2 separate regions of the Homo sapiens genome follow, and region 2 is linked to region 1. The links are chromatin contacts, found by Hi-C or POLR2A ChIA-PET in ENCODE. All regions are on one chromosome and are shown on one strand. The core of a region is the stretch at or near the end of the contact, and the rest is flanking DNA. Distances in the headings are between cores, read along the strand shown. Region 1 holds the start of MSANTD2-AS1 (MSANTD2 antisense RNA 1). Region 2 holds the start of GSEC (G-quadruplex forming sequence containing lncRNA).

Region 1 (6,566 bases), core at 2,677-5,176:
AGTCATTGGTGGATTTTTTTGTTTGTTTTTGAAACAGGGTCTTGCTCTGTCACCCAAGCTGGAGTGTACTGGCTCGATCATGGCTCACTGCAGCTTCAACCTCCCAGGCTCAAGCAATCCTCCCACCTCAGCCTACCGAGTAGTTGCAAGTACAGATGTGCACCACCATGCCCAGCTAATTAAAAAAAAAAAAACTTTTTGTAGAGACAGGGTCTCACTAGGCTTGGATTTTTAAAAAGAGAATGACGTGCAATGATATACAATTTTAATCAACTGCTCCATCAGGATTACTAGATACAAAATAAGATAATCAATTAGTATTTTTATATACCAGCAAAAAAATTAGAAATTAGCCAGATGTGTTGGTGCATGCCTGTAGACCCAGCTACTTGGGAGGTTGCAGCAGGAGGTTTGCTTGAGCCCCGGAGGTTGAGGCTGCAGTGAGCCATGTTTACACCACTGCACTCCAGCCTGGGTGACAGGGCAAGACCCTGTCTCAAAAGAAAAAAAATAGAAAATAAAATTTAAAAATGATACCACTTACAAAAACATTTTAAAAAATCAACTACCTAGGAACAAACTGAACAAAAATGTGTAAGACCTTTATGAAGTAAATAACGTAATTTTATTGAGAGACTAAAGGTTTATACCATTTCCAAGGACTCTACGGGTGATTACTGTACAAATGTCAGTTCTCAAATTGGTCCACAGATTCAATGCAATACCATTCAAAATAACCGCAGTTTTTTTCTGTAGAATTTGACAAATGAATTCTAAAATGTATAGGAGAATGCAAAAGATTAAGAATAGCAAGCTACTCTTGGAAGAGGAGGAGGAAAAGCAAGAGGGTGAGGAGGCACTTGCTGTATTCGACATAAGACTTACTATAAACTCACAGTAATTAAAGCAGTGTGATATTATTACAAGCAACACAAATAGAAAAATGGATAGACAAACAGATGAATGTAATAGAAGAGCCCAGAAACACACCCATGCATATAGGGACACTTGTTTTTGTTTTGTTTGTTTGTTTGGAGACGGAGTTTCGCTCTTGTTGCCCAGGCTGGAGTACAATGGTGCCATCTCGGATCACCGCAGCCTCTGCCTCCCAGATTCAAGCGATTCTCCTGCCTGTGGCCCTTTGGGGAGTCCAGACCTAGGAGCTCCCCGAACCAGGGCTCTTACACCCTCTTTGGGACTCTGCAGTTCCTGGTGTCGCCAAGCTTCTGGGAGCCACCACATTCCCTGGTACCATCAGCAGAAGCTGCTCGTGGTATGCCTGGTCCAGCCGCAACCTCACAGGGAGCCAGTGCCCATGCTGGCTCCTGGAGCTGCCCAACCTGCCATAGCTGATGTGCCTGGCTGTGGGCAGTGGCCAGACCCCACACTTGCTCGCTCATGCACCCCTTGCTGCTCTGTGCCTGGCTTACCCTTGGCAGGTGTGGGATCTGGGCTGGTAGCATGAGCTGAGTGCAGCCTGCCAGGCTGAGTGGGCAGAAGGAACCTAGTGGGCCCAAGCAAAACTTGGGCAAAGGCACCACCAGCCACAGAGATTTCTGGCTGGCAAAGCCACATCCCGAGGATCCCATGATAATAGGAGGAGGGGTTTTTGTTGTTGTTGTTTTTCAGACTTGTGGGACAATGACAGAAGGTTAAAGTGGTAATTTAAAAACTCTTTGGAGGGCTGGGTGCAGTGGCTCATGCCTGTAATCCCAGCACTTTGGGAGGCAAAGGTGGAGGATCACTTGAGCCCAGGAGTTTGAGACCAGCCTAGGCAACATGGTGAAACCCCATCTCTACAAAAAATACATAAATTAGCCGGGAGTGGTGGCACATACCTGTGGTCCCAGCTACTTGGAAGGCTGAGGTGGGAGGATCGCTTGAGCCTGGGACCAGAGGTTGCAGTGAGCTGAGATCACACCACTGCACTCCAGCCTCAGTGACAGAGTGAGACCCTGTCTCCCACACACACACACACACACACACACACACACACACACCCCTCTTTGGAATCTCTGATTTAGTATATGATTTAGGCACAACTCTCCCTTTCATACACACCAAATACCTTATGACATTAAAACATTTATCACTGGGCTGAATGAGAGTTAATTTTGTTTTGATAGATGTTTCAGATTCTTTTACAGTCCTCACACAATGTTTACTGTGAACCAGGCACCGTTCTAAGGACTTTACCTGTATTAATTCTCTCAACAATGCTGTGACGTCATCCTCATTTTACAGATGAAGAAAACAAGGCACTGAGAGCTTGGTTAAGTAACTTTGCTGAGGTCGCAGAACTGGAATTTGAAGCCTGGCAGTCTGACTTTAGAGTCCATATTCTTAACTGAGGTGCTAGACTGCATCTTTCTTTGGAAAAAAGGGAAGAGGATATCATAAATTCGGGAACTTCCTCAGGCTTCTTCTGTTAGCTTACAAACTATGGTTAGCATTTTCATATGACATACGAGAACAATTATCTCCTCCTCTACTTTATCCCTATTGCTTAATCCTTTGGCTTTTCAGTAACACCCAAAGACAACCAGTCATTCTCTCCAGTGAGTCTCAGAGTTAAAAATTTAGCTGTCTTCAATAAGAATGATACATTGGACTTTGGGGACTCGGGAGCTCAGGGGTAAGGGGAAGGCTAATGAGGGACAAAAGACTACACATTGGATACAGTGTACATTGCTCGGACGCACCAAAATCTCAGAAATCACCACTAAAAACCTTATTCATGTAACCAAACGCCACCTGTTACCCCCAAAAATCGATTGAAATAAAACAATAATTTAAAAAAGCACATACCCCCCAAAACATAGTTGACCTCAGCTTAAAAAAAACTAACATACATTTGTTATTTTAAAAAATATTGCATAGTTTATTTGCATTCATTGGTCAGCATCCTCAGTTATGTCTGCTTTGAAAGAAAAATCCGCTGAGGTTTTAAGTTAATGATCCAAGATATCCAATTAAGATTTTCAGCTTTGAAAAATATGGAAATACGGTACAGCTGTGTACTGGATGTGCTGTGCTACTGTTAAGTTCCAGCACTTTAAGGAACGTTTCAGGAGTGACTAATACACTAATTCATTACCAGAGGTCACAGAGCTGTCATAATTGACAGTGTTCTTTGAGTACGAAAAACCGGAAAACGATGCAACTTCCAAAGCACGGAGGATGGAGACTGGTATTGGAAAGTAACTTTTCTGCTGGGCTCAGGAGTTTTTATATGCTCAAGCTATAGACAACTGTACCAACGCAATAGACTAATGTAATCTAACTATTCTACAAACGGCCACACCTACCCAGACTAACTGGAAAACAATAGTTTATAACTGGAATTAAATAGTTGCTGTTCTTTAATTAATGAGATCGGTGTTCTTGAAAAGCTACAGCGTACGAACTCTACCCTGGTCCATATCTGCTTTTTAAAGCCTTCCCCAGAACCGCTCTCACTTCAGCCTTGGTGCCTTCCCGGATATACCCTCCAGAGGCTTCCCCGGTCCCCATCCTGGACGTCAGCCTCTGCACCTAGAGGCCGGCTTAGAGGGAAGACGGGCAGAGGCGGGGGAGACAGGAGAGAGAGAAACGGTCTATTCCTCCTTAACTCCGGGCCCCCTCGAGGGCCTCACCCCTCCTCCCGGGGGCTGAGATTGGAGAGGAAGTGGGAAGGCTCCAATCTGTTCCTCACTCCAGCGCCCTCATGCCCCCACCCTTCTCTTCAGCTCGGGGCTTCGGCGCGCCTCGTCCCCGCCCTTCGCCCCGGGAGAGGAGCGGGCGGCGTGGGAGGGCTCGCGGAGAAAGGCCCAGGGGAGTGGACGACCTCCGCCCGGCAGCCACATCCTCAGCAGCAGAGACCCGGAGCCATCCGCCCGCGGGCGAGCCAGGCCCGAGGGCAGCCCCGGAGACCGCGGTGGCCGGATGCGCGGGCGCGTCACTTCCGGGCGGTGCAGCGGCGGCCGCTTGGAAGATGGCTGCGCCCTGTGGCTCGGAGCTGCCCGCCAACTCGCCGCTAAAAATTCCGAAGATGGAGGTGCTTTCCCCGGCTTCTCCTGGTGGCCTGAGCGACGGAAATCCATCGCTGTCCGACCCTTCCACGCCTCGGGGTGCCTCCCCGCTCGGGCCGGGCAGTGCGGCGGGCTCGGGGGCAGCGGCGTCCGGGGGTCTCGGGCTGGGGCTGGGGGGCCGCAGCGCCGCCTCGTCCTCGGTCTCCTTCTCCCCTGGTGGCGGCGGTGGCGGGGCTGCGGCAGCCGCCGCCGCCGCCTGCCGGGGCATGTCGTGGACGCCAGCCGAGACGAACGCGCTCATCGCAGTGTGGGGCAACGAGCGGCTGGTGGAGGCGCGGTACCAGCAGCTGGAGGGAGCCGGCACGGTGTTCGGCAGCAAGGCCCCCGGGCCAGCCATGTACGAGCGCGTGTCCCGGGCCCTGGCCGAGCTGGGCTACGAGCGGACCCCGTCCCAGTGCCGGGAGCGCATCAAGGTAACCGGCCGCCCGGCCTGGGGCAGCGAACCAGAGGCAGAGAGAAGGCGGGGAAGCGGGCCTCGGGGGCGGGGGCCGGTCTGAGGGCAGGGCTCTCCTCCGGGGCCCGGTGGGCGATTCGCATCTCCTCCGCCTTTTTCTTCTCTCCCTGGGAAGGGGGCTTTTTCCCAGATGGCCGCCAGCCCGTAGGTTTCCTGAGTTTGAAGTTGGGCGTGCCTGCCGCCGCCCCTCTTTCTTGCCAATTGAGATGTTCCTGCGCTCTGAAGTTGGTAGTTTCTCATTGTGCGCCGTGCGGCAGTCCCCGTGCCGCTGGCGCCTCTTGCCCCCACCGCCGGGGCCCCTCGCTTTGTTCCAGGCGGAGGGGCTCCCAGGCAGAGGCTTACCGGCCGGGGCAGGATTGAGGAAGGGCAGAAGGGGGGGGCATTGAGCCCCTAGTTTAGGAATAGTTAATAAGTGGCCGTAGCGGAGCCATAGAAAAAGCGCCTTGGGACGACTGGCCTTTGTGTCAGTCGCTTTGCTTCTATCTTGAGCTACGAAGGACGAGTAAGACTAGAGATGCTTTGGAGAATTGGAAAGGCTTGATTGTAGCCAGATTGTGTATTGTTACCGCGGAGTTAGTGTACACCATAAAAGTTAGCTTGGCCAAGAGTTGGTCTGGAATTTGGATTGTCGATGCCTCCAGAGTTAGATTGGCTTGAGGCCCTGCGGTTTCTTAGGAAGCTCCTTCAGGAAAGCCAGTTTTTCCCTGCTTCAGTTTCTGTGCCGGATGTGGTGACAAGTAGAACTCTCAGTGTGCATCTGGCCGTCCTTGTGTACCTGCATGTTTAAATGCAGAGGCTTAATTTGGGCTAGAAATCTTAGCCAGGTTAAGATTTTGCTACTAGAACTGACTCTAGGCTTTCATATTTGTATTATTGGCAGATAAGGAGTTGTATTTTAGTTAAGCTCATTTCCTCATCGTAGTGGCTGCTAAAAAGATTGTGATAGGATTCTCCCAGTTTTTACTGAACTACTTATCCTATTATCTGTGCACTTCTTTTCTGATACAGCTGGCACTTTTTCTGGGAACTTCTTGAGGGGGGATAAAAACCACCAAGAACAATTATAAAATAAGAATGATCACACTAAAGAGCAATAATAAAGTCTAATAGGCGCAATCATGAGTTAGAGTAAGCTAAAGGAGGGAAATTGCACCAAAGTTCTCCAGGTCTTGGCTCCAGTAGTATTTCTTTGGGGATGTTGTTGCTTAGAAAACTGGGTCCACAAACTAAGATATTTAAAACCTACTATTGTTCAAGGAATTTGCCACCCATTAATTACTCCATTACAAATTTAAATTAGTGTATTTGATAACATTTATCTTTGGGACTTCTTAAGCTTTCTCTTTTTTTAACAAAGACATTAAAGTAGTAGCTAATAGGACAAAGCTACTCTTCTCTGAATCTCATTTGTTCTATTCAACGTCATTAAGGTTAAATTTTAATTTTTATTTATTTATATTTAGAGAGAGGATCTCCCTCTCTTGCCCAACCTGAAGAACTCCTGGGCTCAAACAATCCTCCCCAGTAGCTAGGACTGCAGGCATGCCCCACCACACCTGGCTCATTAAATTTTTTTTTTTTTTTTTTTTTTTTTTAAGAGACAGGGTCTTCTACGTTGCTCAGGCTGGTTTTAGCTCCCTGGTCTCAAGCTGTCCTGCCTCAGTCTCCCAAAGCACTAGGATTACAGGCGTGAGCCACCGTGCCCAGCCAAGGTTAAATTTTTGGGAGACTTTTTGTACTGTCTTGGCTAGCGTCTATCCATGACCTCTTCTTGAGTTTAGAAGTGCATTTTAGGCATTTTAAACTGTTTCAGCTTGATTGATTTCTGTCTGTAGAAACTTCCCAATCACGCAGAAAAAGTGTGTTGTCAAAACCTCACTGAATATAAATCTCTCCATAAAATTGTTTCTCAACCAGGGAGTATCTAATTGGGTTGTTTCATTGTCCAGTTATGAGAAGGATAACTTAAAGCAAGAAAAGGAGATTTATTTGAATAATTTTTAGAAGAGGATTGGTTTACCTGTGTCCAGACAGGTAAAACC
Region 2 (6,566 bases), core at 2,066-4,565, 1.6 Mb before region 1:
AGCCCGAGCAGCAGCAACCTCCTCCCTGCTGGGCCAGCAGTGGCACCCAGGGCTTCAGTATAGGCAATCCTACCATCTTATCACATCCTATCACAGGGCAGTGTGGGGTACAGGGGAACAGAGATGGGGTTGTGGCCAGGCTGTAGGTCCCAGGTAAAGGGCTCAGCCAACACTAAAAACCCACAGCTCTGGACACCCACACCCTCTAACCCCGAAATGCAACAACCCAAGCAACCTTTGGGGGAATTCAGCCCCTGCAGGGCTCAGGGGCTCCAGTCAGAAAGCTGACCAGCACTTGGCTAGGGCCTGGGCATCGCACGCTGCTGCTCTCACGTGAAGCTACACTGACCACTTCCTCAGTCTGTAGAATAAAGGACATCATTCACACACCTCCCTCCCCGAAATGTGGCAGGGGTTGGGGTGATTCTGAGGCCAGGGACAGCCAGTAGTCCATCCAGGGCCACTCAGGACACTCATACAGAAGCCTCTGGGAAGGGGGCAACAAAGAAGAGGGGGTTAATAACAAGAGTCACCCAAATCTGCCTACACTCACCATTTCCTCCCGGCAACCAAAAGCTTCAGGTCAAGGTCGTGGGTCTTGAGTAGGAAGGAGGATCCCAGCGTGAGGGAAACACGGAGCGGGAGCTAAACCACCAGCAGGGGCCTGTTGCAGGGAAACGTCCAGCCGGCCCAGTGCGACTGAACTGAGGGGGCAGGAAGCAGGGGCTGTTTGCTCGGGGTGTCCCACCCTGCACTGCTGGACTGCCCCGCTCTCCAGCATCTAAGGTCCATCTCCGAGGGGCCAGGAGCTGGGCTAGGCTCTAGCGGCTGCCTTGATGGCAATCTGTAGGCTTGGACTTCAGACCCCACTTGGGGCCCAAGCTCCCTCTCCATCCCCTGCAGGCCCCCCAGCCAGCTCCTTTCCCTATCGGCCCAGGGTCTGGAACTTGGCAGGCACGGAAACATTTGTATTAGTCCAAGATAGAGGGATCCCTTCCCTCCAACAGATGGTGCAAACCTTTGAGCCATTCTGAGAAGAATTCCCAATTCCATTGGGACAACCCCAGGAGCAGCCTCTCTGAGGAGAGACCCAGAGAACGTGCCCAAGTCAGACCTGGGGTAGCCCCCAAAGCAAGGGCAGATGGTGGCCAGTGGGGAGTTAGGACAGAATGACAGCTCAAGATGGAGCACAGAAAGGGGGTTTGGTCTCTCTGCTCCTGCTGGGGAAGGGAGCCCTTTCCAGGATTAAAAGTCCAGAAAGGAGCAGATTCTTAGTTCTATCCAGAAAACCGGATTCTAGGAGTCTAACGAGGTTGGGAGGCTGGCGGGGGCACGGCACTCTCTTCCTGAGAAGCAGAGGGCCAGTCACTGCTTCCCGTAGGGAAGGCAGCCCAGAGGCACCTCAGCCTGGGCCGCCAGCTCACAGAGAAGGCGGCCCTGTTGTCTCTGAACAACAACCCATCCCCAAGCTAAAGACACCCACTCTGCCCAAAGTCCAAGCTGGCAATTTCCAATTCACTCTTCTAACTCTTCCTTCCATGTGCACCCTCACAACCTCGGTTACCATCTTGGAGTCTGGGGGATCTGGCCCCAACTCCTGGCAAGCTCCCCATGTCTTGACAGAGCCCAGGGCCCATGGGGCAGCTTAGGATCACCCACCCAGCGCAATGGGGCCAGGCACAGGAGCAGTCTGGGAGTGGGCCAGGAGCAGGGCAGGGAACGGTCAAGGGGCATTCCCAGACCAGCTCTCAGCAAGCAAAACAACCTCCCGAGTTCATTTCTAGGCCCCAAACAGCGGGCACGTCCCCGGAACCCACTCTAGAATTATCGGGCAGCTTTGGAGAGTAACAGCATGGGAGAAATATTACCAATAGTGAATATTTATACAGCTCTCCCTCCGTGCAGGCGCCTTTCAAAGCACTTAGCATATATCAACTCATTTAAAATCCCCCTGGCAGATGCCAGGGCCAGGACCTAGAGGAGGTGGAGTCTGTAGGACGGGTCCGGCACAGCTCAGGAGACAGTGACACGGGTGTGTGTCTCTTGTGAGAACTCAGCCTGTACCAGGCCTGTTCCCAAAGTTCAAAAAGAATGAGTCCGCCTGAGCCTGGCTTCCACGCGGTACCCGCCTCCGGCGGTGGAAAGTACAGGCTTCCCCAAGAGGCCTGTGGGGGGTGCCAGCTTGTGGGTGGCCATGAGGTCAGACAGGGCACAGCTGGGCACCCGAACACTGCCTACACTCCCAGCCTTCTGGCAGCAGTTCCCTTAAGCCAGGCCCTCAGGACCCAGGCTGGGGAGCAGAGGAAGCAGCCACAGTAGGTCAGGCCTCAAGCTGCCCAGACAGAGCCTCCCCCCAGGACTGGGAATGGAGGGGCAGTGCTGGCAGACATGTTGGCAGTTCTGGGCTGGCCGGGAGGTCCCTGCCAGCCAGGTCCCCGAGGAAACACCCACAGCAGACAGCTGAGCCCACTCCCCCCATCGCATCCCTCCCACTGCTCACCACCCATGCAGCCCTGAGGCACAGTGGCCTAGGCCTGACGACCCCCATAACGTGGCCCTAGGACCCTGGGCACAGCCGGCCTCCCACTGACAACTCCACCTTTGGGTCCTGCTCAGCGACCTTGCGACTCCTGCACACAGGCGGACCCCGCAAAGCCTGTCACCTCCAGCACAGTCAGCTCCCAAGTGCTGGACCTGACCGGGGTAGTTGTGGGAGAAACCATCGCTCGAGGATGCTGGAGGTGGGGGCCGCCGCTTCAGTCCGGGCGCAGGGCTGGGGGATTGGGGGCGGAAACTTTCCGCAGAACTGTCCCGCTTGCTCACTCCAAGGGAACGGAGAGGATCCGGCTTCCCGCGAAAATCTGGTCCAGGGAAAGGGACCCCGGAAAGCAGCTCCGCAGGGCTGTGGCAGCCCCACCCCGACCCGCGCTGCGCCCACGTGCAGGGCCCGACCCCCTCCGGGAGGCGCGGCGCCGGCTGGGGTCAGGCGGCCGAGGACCCCGCGGCTCCCCGCCCCGCCCCGCCCCGCGGGCCCCCGCGCACCGCCGCCGCGTACTCACCCTCACGGGTGGAGCGGGGCGGGGCAGCACGGTTCCGCGCGCAGCTCCGATCCGCTAGGCGCACCGACCGGCGGCGCAGCGCTGGCGCGACGGCTCGACTCGGCCGGGTCCCTGTCCCGGGCGCGGGTCCGGCCTGGGAGCGGGCGAGTCCGCCTGCAGGGGAGGCGGGGACCCGGGCCCGGGTTGGGGGCGGGGAAGGGGCTGGACACGCTTGCGCACACGGCGGCCCGACTCCCAGGAGCTCCCGGGAGGGGTAGAAAGGGCGGGGTGGAGGAGGGGGAAGGGCGGGGGTGATGCCGCGCGGTCGCAGGCTTGGGATGGTGTTCGCGCCTCCGAGACCCGGACAGAGGCAAGCAGGGGCGCCGTGGGTGCCAGAGAGGCGGAAGAGGAGGCCTGATGGGGTGAGCACAGGGCCAGGGCAGGCACTGCCTGTGAATGGCGCCAGGGTGGGTATGCCCAGCGCAGCCAAGGCGCTCGCTCCCGGGAACAATGAGAATCAAGAAAGGGTGCAGTGCTCTATCCCACGGGGAACGGTGTCCTTCCCTCACTGGGGAAACTGGGGCAGGGTCCTGTTCCGGGAGCCTATGCTTCCCGTGCCCCATGCACGCAAGGCAGCCAGTCAGTCCCCTGGGCCCAGACGTGGGCCCTTCCTCTGCTTCGGTTGGGGCCTGCTGCCCCTAAACTGCTCTCTCTGCACCCCTCACTTGCATACTCTTTATCTTGGCCTCAGAAAGTTTCTCAGTTTCCTTTCCGTTATTGAAGGCGCCAGGCATCCTGTCTCCAGGAAGAAACCCCTGGGCCCCTGACCCTGGTTCTTTGGACCCAGGCATCCCCCCAAATAAACCTGGGAACTGCCCAGGCTGAAGAACAGTTCAGAAGTCACCCTACAGGACAATCCACAGCCCCTTAGGCCAGTCCCTTTCACAGGTCAGCACAGTGTTTCCGGAGCCCCACGTATCAACAGCCCAGTGCCGGGAGCGCCAGGGGCTCCAAGGAAACTATCAGACCCATTCCCTGTCCCCAGGAAGCTTACCATCCAGCGGCACAGAGAAGGCTCACCATGGACTCCATTCAAGAACGAGGCAGGATAGGATGTGAATAAGTGCAAGGTGTGAGTGACTGACAGTAAGTGCAAGGGGGTTCAGAGAAGTGGCAGCTCCAAGCCTGCTTCTGCTGAAGCTGGAGGGCTTATCTGTCAAGAACCCCCAACTCAGGAAGCTCTGCTCCAAGTGAGCTGAGTAAGGAGAGTCTGCCTCCAAGTTGTTCCTCTGCAGGTGACTGTGCTCCATGCTAAATCATTCCTTGCACGGGCAGAAGCTGTTTGGCATTGCACCAGTGTCTGATTTTGTTTGAATATGGTGCCTTTGGCTTAATCAGTCAGACATGCATTCAACAACTATTTATTTATTTATTTATTTATTTATTTATTTATTATTTTGAGACAGAGTCTCGCTCTGTCGCCAGGCTGGAGTGCACTGGCGTGATCTTGGCTCACTGCAACCTCTGCCTCCCGGGTTCAAGTGATTCTCCTGCCTCAGCCTCCCGAGTAGCTGGGACTACAGGCGCGTGCCACCATGCCCAGCTAATTTTTGTATTTTTAGTAGAGACGAGGTTTCACCATGCTGGCCAGGATGGTCTCGATCTCTTGACCTTATGATCCGCCCGCCTCGGCCTCCCAAAGTGTTGGGATTACAGGCGTGAGCCATTCAACAACTATTTATTGCATGCCATCTCCAGGCCTGGAATTAAGCTGGGTATAAAGAACACAATGACTAAGTCCCTGCCTCGGGCAAGTCGAGGAAGAGGGAAGAGCCTCCTTGTTCTACAGATGGGAAGACTGGCCCAAAGGGAGTAAGCAGCTGCCCTTCATAACTAAGTGAATCTGACAGAACTGATCCAAGCGTCAGCCCAGCCTCTAAACTTGGCCATTTGATGAACTAGATCTAAGCACAGTTTGCAGTTCTTGCCGTGAATCACGTAAATGTCACTCTACCAGAAAATGGAACTTAAGAACCAGCATTTGTTCCTGGAGACCTGAGTTCCAACTCTTGTCTCTGCCACTAAATAGCTTTAGTTTTCTTACTGGGGTGGGGGGAGGGGAAAGGAAATAACTGCTTATTCAAAGGGCTATTGTTGGCATTAAATCAGGCAATGGATGCGAATTTGGTCTGAAAGCATAACCTGCTATATATAAGTGTGTGCTGTTACTATGCAGGTGGCGTGCCTTTTCTAACCTATAAGCTGTATTCAGGCCTCTCCCCCAGCTTATCCCAAGCCTGGTTACTAGGTGCCCAGAAGCTAACCGTAATTCTGCTCCCCTCAGGTTAGGCCACAATGTGCTTACTCATGATGATCTTTTCCCTCCAGTTTCTTAACAGCATGGCCACAAGCTTAGCTCACTGCCTAGAAGCCATGTCATCTTTGGGGCAGGAGGGAAGCAATTCTGGTGCCTTTCTCCTCTTCTCTTCTCTCTTTTTCTTTCTTTCTTTTCTTCCTTCCTTCTTTCCTTCCTTCCTTTCTCTCTCTTCTTGTCTTTCCATCTTTCCTTCTCCTCTTCTTTCTTTTTCTTTCTTTCCTTTCTTCCTTCCTTCTTTCCTTCCTTCCTTTCTCTCTCTTTTTCTTGTCTTTCCATCTTTCTTTCTCCTCTTCTTTCTTTTTCTTTCCTTTCTTCCTTCCTTCTTTCCTTCCTTCCTTTCTCTCTCTTTTCTTGTCTTTCCATCTTTCCTTCTCCTCTTCTCTTTTTCTTTCTTTTTCTTCCTTCTTTCCTTCCTTGCTTTCTCTCTCTCTCTTCTTGTCTTTCCATCTTTCCTTCTCTTCTCTTTTTCTTTCTTTCCTTTCTTCCTTCCTTCTTTCCTTCGTTCCTTTCTCTCTCTCTTTTCTTGTCTTTCCATCTTTCCTTCTCCTCTTCTCTTTTCTTTCCTTTCTTCCTTCTTTCCTTCCTTCCTTTCTCTCTCTTTTCTTGTCTTTCCATCTTTCCTTCTCCTCTTCTTTCTTTTTCTTTCTTTTTTTTTCTTCCTTCCTTCTTTCCTTCCTTCCTCTCTCTCTCTCTTTTCTTGTCTTTCCATCTTTCCTTCTCCTCTTCTCTCCTCTCTCCTCTCCATGTGCTTTTTTGGCCCCAGGCCCCCCTTTGGTGCAACTACAACACATGATGAGCGGCTCAGCAAGAGGCAGTAGGATGGGATAAGCAGGGCTTTGGCCCATGGGGACTGTTTCTTTTGGATGTTAACTGTGCCAAAGTGGGACCAAGGCAACCAGAGGAACAACAGGTCTTAGTCCCCTTCCAAGCCATCAGTGCTGCCTCCATTCCCATTTCCTTTGCCTCCCAAACTCTCCTGTGTTTCTGCTTGGTGGAAGTGGCAGGACACCTCTGTGCTGGGGCAACCAGAGGGGCCTCAGGAGCAGAGGGAGGAGCAGGTGCATCTAGATCTGGGAAGCCCTGGCCCTGCGGCCCCTCTCTGGCAGGAGTGGGTGTGAGCAGCAGCGTGGAACAGCTCCTGTATCATGTGC

Evidence for each region. Hi-C counts contacts between places; a loop is a spot of excess contacts on that map. ChIA-PET counts read pairs that join two places held with the same protein, here RNA polymerase II (POLR2A). Pooled maps may share reads with other maps.
Region 2: a loop to region 1 is called in a pooled map, with 3 times the contacts of the local background. The contact joins the promoter of GSEC here to the promoter of MSANTD2-AS1 in region 1. A Hi-C loop is called at or near these places in 1 of 50 pooled maps. POLR2A ChIA-PET finds 5 or more read pairs at or near these places in 2 of 52 experiments (A673 and activated CD4-positive, alpha-beta T cell).

What each region holds. Positions count from the first base shown.
Region 1 is chr11:124,797,788-124,804,353 of GRCh38, reverse strand. MSANTD2-AS1 (MSANTD2 antisense RNA 1) reads right to left here and starts at 3,926. Exons shown (of 5, transcript NR_103862.1): 1 at 3,098-3,926; 2 at 2,197-2,370. MSANTD2 (Myb/SANT DNA binding domain containing 2) reads left to right here and starts at 3,948. Exons shown (of 4, transcript NM_001308027.2): 1 at 3,948-4,483. The coding sequence starts at 3,974. RefSeq lists silencers at 3,596-4,265, 4,306-4,545, 4,946-5,025, 5,256-5,305 and an enhancer at 3,762-4,369.
Region 2 is chr11:126,352,336-126,358,901 of GRCh38, reverse strand. GSEC (G-quadruplex forming sequence containing lncRNA) reads left to right here and starts at 3,315. Exons shown (of 2, transcript NR_033839.1): 1 at 3,315-3,460. ST3GAL4 (ST3 beta-galactoside alpha-2,3-sialyltransferase 4) reads right to left here and starts at 3,216. Exons shown (of 11, transcript NM_001254757.2): 1 at 3,060-3,216. RefSeq lists enhancers at 1-608, 2,258-2,407, 2,095-2,838, 2,839-3,580, 3,581-4,324 and a silencer at 2,998-3,377.